Linked DNA regions of Homo sapiens: region 1 is linked to region 2. A link is an interaction called in ENCODE POLR2A ChIA-PET data of the cell type or tissue named here. Cell type or tissue: CD4-positive, alpha-beta T cell. All regions are shown on one strand.

Region 1 (4,000 bases), 300 kb before region 2:
GTTTGATTGCTTCGTCAAGGTACCAGTTAGCTTGTTTCTCTTCCCCTTGTGATTTCTGTAAAGCTGAAATTATGTTATGACAAATTGATACAGAAGAGGGGCAGGGAAGTGCTGGGAGGAGAAAGGTGGGTCCCTGGCGAGGGCTCCACCCCCGGTCCTGTGCCCATAGACCTAGGTGACGACAGGCACTCCTGCCTTGGCGCCCAAATGTTGCATTTCCCAAGACCCCCTTGGCCTGCCACGCCCCCATCCTGTGCCTATAAAAACCCGAGACCCTAGCAAGGCAAACACACAAAAACGGCTGGACGTTGAGAGAAGCACATTGGCGGAGGAACACACAAGCGGTTGGATTTCGAGAGGACATCAAGAGCACGTCAAGAGCACGTCAAGAGCACACGGACAGGCACTGGCACGCCGGCAGGTCATTGACCGGCAGAACAGAGTTTGGCCAGGGCTGTCAGAGAAGAGTCGGGCCGCCAAGCAGCCCGACTTCCAGCGGAAAACCATCTGCCTTCTGGCTCCTCCATCTGCTGAGAGCTACTTCCACTCAATAAAACCTTGCACTCATTCTCCAAACCCACATGAGATCCAATTCTTCCGGTACACCAAGGCAGGAACCCCGAGATACAGAAAGCCCTCTGTCCTTGCAATAAGGCAGGGGTCTAATTGAGCTGACTAACACAAGCCGCCTACAGATGGCTAAACTAAAAGAACACCCGTAACACGCCCACTGGGGCTTCAGTTGTAAACATTCACCCCTAGACACTGCCGTGGGGTCAGAGCCCCACAGCCTGCGCGTCTGTGTGCTCCCCTAGAGGTTTGAGCAGCGGGGCACTGAAGAGGGGAGCCACACTCCTATCGCATGCCCTGAGAGGGGGACAAGGGAATCTTTCCCATTTCAAAATTAAGGCCCAATTAGACTCAAATTTGAACATTTTTGGCAAGATTGTGTCGCAAGTAGTACTGTGTACTTCAAATCACATCACATCAGGAGACACAGAATATCTGACCCCTGGATTGAGGTGATGACAGCCTGACTTTTTCACTGTAAAGCTTTGTTCTTTCATGGACAGAAGTAATCTGTGCAGAGGTTTTGTTTTGCTTTGTTTGGCACCTTATGAATGTCCTTTATCATTAGCCATCTACCTGGTCATTTTAACATCAATTGAAAATCCTTGCCTGATTCAATAATTTCACTAAGGAACCCTCAATTTTTAACAGTGTGTATAAAATCTCAATTACTTTGAATAAAAACTGTATTTGCCTTCCTGACTCCAGCTGTATGGAATACAAGCATGATGGCTGGAACTGGGGCAACCATTTTGGACTGTGAGGTGGAAGCCATATGCTTAATTTGGTGGAATAGCTAGAGGGAAGAAGCCTAGGTCTCTTATGACCATGGAGCTACCATACTAACCTTGATCTACCTGCCTCTAAACTTCGTTTATATGAGAGAAAAATGAACTATCATTTTTAGCCACTGTATATTTTTCAGCAGTTGAACCAATTCCTGACACAGCAAAGAAGATAATAAAACAAGCATATAATTATAATTTTGGTAAATTATATTTTAAAAAAATAGAAGATGGGAATAGAAGATAGTGGGCTTCTTAGGTGAGGCGGGAAAGCCTTCGCAAGGAGGTTACATTTAAGTGGAGAGTAGAATGCTGAGAAGCAGTAAATTGTGTGAGGTGGTAGGGAGTTTCCTAAACAGAGGAGACTGCGTGTGGGAAGTGGTAAAGTAGAAAGGGCTTGCTTGGCATGTTCACAGAATTAAAAGGAGGCCATGTAGCTGGAACTTAATGACACCAGATGGTGGGGGAGAGGCTAGCAGATGCAACGTCATTTAGGACTAGCAGGCCATAGTAATGAGTTGACTTTTTTTTTCAAGCATAATGGTAAGGGTTGTAAGCAGGAGAATAACACTGAATTATGTTTTAGTTATTCTGGGCCCGACGCAGTGGCTCACACCTGTAATGCCTGCACTCTGGGAGGCCAAGGTGGGTGGATCACCTGAGGTCAGCAGTTCCCGACCAGCCTGGACAACATGGTAAAACCCCGTCTCCACTGAAAATACAAAAATCAGCCGGGCGTGGTGGTGGGCGCCTGTAGTCCCACCTACTTGGGAAGTTGAGGCAGGAGAATTGCTTGAACCTGGGAGGCAGAGGTTACAGTGAGCGGAGACTGGGCACTGTACTCCAGCCTGGGCAACAGGGGGAGACAGTCTCAAAAAAAAAAAAGTTACTCTGACTGTTCTGTGGTGAACAGAGGGCAACAAAACTGAAAGCAGGCCAAGCGCAGTGGCTCACACCTGTCCTCTCAGCACTTTGGGCGACCAAGGTGGGAAGATTACTTGAGGCCAGGATTTCAAGACAAACCTGGGCAACAAAGTGAGACCCTCTCTCCTCAAAAAAATTTAAAAATTAGCCAGGTGTAGTGGTGTGTACCTGTAGTCCCAGTGCCTCAGGAGGCTGAGGCAGGAGGATTCCTTGAACTCAGGAGTGGCACCATGATGGCTGTACTCCAGACTGGGCAATAGAGCAAGACCATGTCTTAAAAAAAAAAAAAGAAAGAAAAGAAAAGAAAAAAGAAAACACATAACAGAAATTTATTTTCAAAAGAAACATCTAGAGTCATCCCAGACCAACTACAGCACTTTGGCAACAATTATTCATATTTAAAATGATAACACAAACATTCTTTTTTTTTTTTTTTTTGAGACAGAGTTTCACTCTGTTGCCCAGGCTGGAGTGCAGTGGCACTTGATCTCGGCTCACTGCAACCTCCGCCTCCCGGGTTCAAGCAGTTCTCCTGCCTCAGCCTCCCAAGTAGCTGGGATTACAGGTGCCTGCCACGACACCCAGCTAATTTTTGTATTTTTAGCAGAGATGGGGTTTCACCATGTTGGTGAGGTTGGTCTCAAACTCCTGACCTCAGGTGATCCATCAGCCTTGGCCTCCCAAAGTGCTGGGATTACAGGTGTGAGCCAATGCGCCAGGCCTACACAAACATTCTTAAATCATTAAAGAATATGTTGGATTTCTATACAAAAATACCGAGACTGTGAAAGTACAATAACTTACTTAAAAATGTTCATGAGTGAGAAATAGAGTTTTCTGGTTAATCTTTAGTTAACAATGAGTCAAATTAATTATAATGTAAAATTCCAGTTAATTGAGACTTTGTTAAATTATGTGATTAACTAAACATATGAATTTTTCCCTAACATAACTTTCCTTTTTAAGGAATCACTTATATGAAAGTGATAGGGTATCAAATTAGATTAATAATATAAATTAATAGCTTTAATTTTCCATTTCGAATGCATGTGTTATATTATATGTGTTTGTAAACATTGTACCCCAAATAAGCCAGTAAGCATATGCTGGAAAGAATGCAAGCAAAATTACAGAGATAAGTTGAGTATGTTACTGGTTGATATCTGTAGCCTGAAAAAGCCATCGGTTCTACTCTCATAGGATGTCTTCTTTATTCAGCATTCTACGGGAGTTTTTTCATATCAGAATCCACTGGCATGCCAATATCCAGCTTACATAAATAGCATTTTACTAGAGCATTTGCTTTTATTTATACCACATTTTCTTTACATTTCTATAACTAAAAGCTTTCTTAAAATTGCACTCATAATCTCTGTGTTTTATCCCATCTGCCTTCTACTGCTATTTGCTAGTGTGATGAATGTGTTATACTACCTCTATGAAGGGCTGCCTTTGTAGGCATATTAACACATTTAAACCAAAATGAGATCAAGTAAGAACATACCTAAGAAAATTAATGGATATCCACCAAAAGACATGTAAAAGTGCTCATGGCAGCTTTATTATAATATCTAAAACTTATAAAATAAAAAAAAAATTTTTCATCAAGAGTAGAATGGATTAATTCATGTAAGGGAATACTATAAAAATGGTTTGCAATAAAAAGAGCAAACCACTACACACGCTAATATAACTCAACCCTAGAGAACCCACGTTGAACA
Region 2 (4,000 bases):
CTACCTATAAAACTACATCTTGTAAAGTACTAATATGCTTATTGTTGATAATAATGTTACTGATAAGAAATCTGGGCTTTACAAATGCTAAATAAGAGAAAAGATGTCCTATGGAACACAAAAGTCTTTTGAACAAAGAATATTTTAAATACTACCAATTTTCACTATAAAAAATTTTCTTTTCCCTTTTCTAATCAACATGTAAAATTTAACATACTAATTCTAAAGTGTCTTTATAAGATTAAAAGCCCAAGAATAGACAGACATAGAAACAGCAGCTTTTAAAATGAATCTTAACAAATTTTAATTTCAATTATTTGACACTGCACAATATGCCCTAGACTTAAGTTTTTATATGAATGCTACAAATCATTAATGTGTTTATAATTCAAGTAATATCTTTAATAAAAATTATGCATCTATTCTTTCAAAAGAAAATCAATGGAATAATACTAAGCTTGTCATCTTACCTCACTATCGTTTTGAATTACAAGCAGTGTTCCACTTTCTGCTGTTTCCATTTACTGCTTTGTAATCCATTCTAACAAAGACATATACCTCATTCCTCAAATAACACTTTCTGCCTATGTCACTATAGAATAAAGGCAAGAGTATATTTGTAGTTAACAGTGTGCCAAGTGTAAGAAACTATCTCTAAAGAGAAGACAATTTGTATAAAAGCAGGGTCCATCTATATTTGTTGATTTGTTCTTGCTTATTCTATGACTTTGAAGTATTTTAGGAGATAGACAAATAAACACACCACAAGCTTCATAAATAGCACGTAAAATTGTATATATGTCATTACCTCTTGAATATGTGCGGCAACCGCTGCTTTTGTATCAAAATCTAAACCTTGAATTCTTTCAATAAATTCCTCTTTTTTCTGACACTAAAATAAATGAATAAAATAGTTATTCATACTTTATAGGGTATGGTCCTTAAAATGTTATATATAACTAAAACTTTATGAGGTTTGCTATATTTTGAAAAGTATAGTAAGAGTTTTGTTTTGCATTTAAATTGTCCAACATACTTACCTAATAAACAACAATTTAGAAATAATTATTTTAAAAAGCAAGGCACTGAAAATCCATACTATTTTTATGCTGGAAAGTTCTAAAGTGGGAAACCATTACACAACCCATCTGAGGTTAGCACAATATTATTATGCTAACTTTACACACAGAGAAGTAAAGAATCAAGAACTTGTTTCAGTGAGGATAAGTTACTTGCCAAAAAACACAGTGAGTCAGTGGCAGAATTCGGAATACAGCCAAAATGCTCAGTCAGTCCCTGACTATTACCAAACAACACAGCCTTTCTTCTTGGAAAAAAAATTTAAGCAATTTTTACTTCAAGCTTACAATTCATTCTCACATCTTCATCCTATCAAGCTTAATAAAAGAAACCCACTTTTGTGGCCCAGTTCAACATTTATAACATAATCTAATAAATATTTGATTTGTTTCTAACAGAGCAAAGTTACCAGAGGCAAACTTAAAAAATATATACATGAGTACACACGTAACCAAATGGAATAAAGGGGGTAATTCTTTATTGTGTAACTTTTAAAAAGCTTTATATAAATTAAAAATATTAAAATGCAAAACAATCTTTTCCTTCCAGTCAGCATTAACAATTTAACATGCATTTTAATCTCCACCTTCACCTACATCTCTAATGCTGCAAACCAACTGCTAGTATCACTGTATTCTTACAGCTAACAAATGCAAAGTGCCTACAAAATAGACAGCACTGCCTTGTCTAACTTAGATGCATCTCCTGGGCCAATTACTGAACTACTAGTGAGGACAATATAGTCACAAAATTACAAACTAGCTCTTTGATCATGAAACTTATAAGGCTCTGATTTATGCTTTACGTGTTTATTTTATCAAACTGTAATGCTATATTTTCTACTACTATACAATTTAAATACACTTCCATCAATGCAGAAAGTTCTATATCTTGTAAACACAGAATTATTAGGATAATAAAATGGTTAAAACTAAATTACCAGAAATGTATAATTCCTAGCTGTGATTAGGAAGTCAGAGTTTTGGGTGGATGGAATAAAACTTAGTGGGTTTAAACTCAAGAATTTTTTTCTAGCAAATAATACTTGACAGGCCTTGTAAGAACAATTAAGAATTACGTTCTAATCATAAATTCATAGCATATATAACATAATTAACTTTTCAGGTATAGTAACATCAATTTTAAAATTTAACACTACCAAAATTGTTGACCTACACAGTTTCTGAACCTATCAGAACACAAAACAGCATAATTATTATCAAAGGTAATGACTATGACTCACCAAAGAGTTCCTTAATTCAACTGCCGTATCTTTCTCTGCCTTCAGTTTAGACTAAATAGATATACTTCCCTTTTCTAAGCCAGAGCCACTTGTTTTTTACTTGTACTATCTTTAGGAGCTCGTCCTTTAGCACAATCTCAACACAAATCAATGAAAATTTTCCCTTTACTCTTGTAACACACACGATTTCTACTAAATCTCACACCTTAATTTAACTCTTAGAAGCTAAGCATTCTCAAAATGTTTTATAAACAGGTTGGGCTTCCCTAAGGATACAGAATAAATTTCATAGGCTTTTGAAGGCTAAAAAAGAGAAAGACTGTCAAGATGGAAAAAAGAATAAAATATTCACACTTTGAAGCTGAATAATCAGATCAAATTTCTATATGAGAGCTGCCCAATACGGTGATCATTAGCTATATGCAGCTACTGAGTACCTGAAATGTAGCTAGTGCAACTGGGAAACTGAAATTTTAATTTAATTGTAATTAATTTTAATTTAAATAGCCACATGCGGCTAGTGGCTACTGTATTGAATAGGCCAGCTCCAGAGCATGAGAAAGTCTGGTGTTAAAAACAGATATATAGCTTAATACCAGCTGTGAAGACTAAATAATATCAGCAAATTGTTTTTTCCAATTAAAATTAAGCTCTCTTATCTTTATGTAAAGTTCTTAAACTATCATGGGCACTAAAATTAATTTTTTAACTCTATTGTATTATAGTAACTGATTACTAAGCCAGTAGATTACCATGATATTCTAAGAATACGACATGGAGGCCAGGCGTGATGGCTCAAGCCTGTAATCCCAACACTTTGGGAGGCTGAGGCAGCTGGATCACCTGAGGTCAGGAGTTCAAGACCAGCCTGGCCAACATGGTGACACCCTGTCTCTATTAAAAATACAAAAAATTAGCCAGGCATGGTGGCAGGCGCCTGTAATCCCAGCTACTTGGGAGGCTAAGGCAGAAGAATTGCTTGAACCCAGGAGGCGGAGGTTGTAGTGAGCCAAGATTGCGCCACTACACTCCAGCCTAGGCAACAGAGCAAGACTCTGTCACACACACATACACACACACACACACACACACACACACACACACACACACACAAGATATGATGTGGAAACTTGGACATAGGAAAAAAGCAAAAAAAGTGATTAGGGTGGGAGGTGGGTGGGAGAGATATGCATAAACCCTAAAGTTGTACATCTTCTACCAGAGATCTTAAGCCCTTAATACTTTATTCCTCAAATTCCTCATATTTTCAATACCTGCTCTATGATCTTAAAGAAAGAAGACAGGTTTATATGGAAAAGCTATACTAAAATAGAGGAAATGGCACCCAAAACAAGCTATTGAACAAGAAAATAATAAGACAAGGAACACATTATAGTGTTTTAAATAAGAAAACCGATAATATAGGTCTAAACAAATCATAGTTCTACCAAAGAGCAATAAGCAGGGATTCAAACAGACATTTGTACACTCATGTTCATAGCAACATTGTTTACAAGGGCCAAAAAATGGAGGCAACTCAAGTGTTCATCAATGATGAATGGATGAACAAAATTTGGCATATATAAATAATGGAATATTATTCAGCCTTAATAAGGAAGGAAACTGACACATGCTATAGCATGAAAAAACCTTAAAGACATTACGCTAAGTGAAATA

What was found. Peaks named below come from ENCODE experiments on the same cell type or tissue, not always from the same donor. Only the 100,000 strongest peaks of a DNase experiment are listed, where the experiment ranks them.
Region 1: POLR2A ChIA-PET joins it to region 2 with 5 read pairs; 2 of 35 experiments call an interaction of 5 or more read pairs at or near these places.

The regions. Positions count from the first base shown.
Region 1 is chr2:55,061,650-55,065,649 of GRCh38, forward strand. It overlaps a transcript of RTN4 not described here. Among named protein-coding and RNA genes, the nearest start is that of RTN4, 13 kb to the left of the region's middle. In CD4-positive, alpha-beta T cell, no CTCF peak of the experiment used is centred here; a DNase peak (open chromatin) is centred at 1,772.
Region 2 is chr2:55,363,142-55,367,141 of GRCh38, forward strand. It overlaps CCDC88A (coiled-coil domain containing 88A), which reads right to left. Exons shown (of 33, transcript NM_001365480.1): 6 at 809-892. Among named protein-coding and RNA genes, the nearest start is that of CCDC88A, 55 kb to the right of the region's middle. In CD4-positive, alpha-beta T cell, no CTCF peak of the experiment used is centred here; no DNase peak of the experiment used is centred here.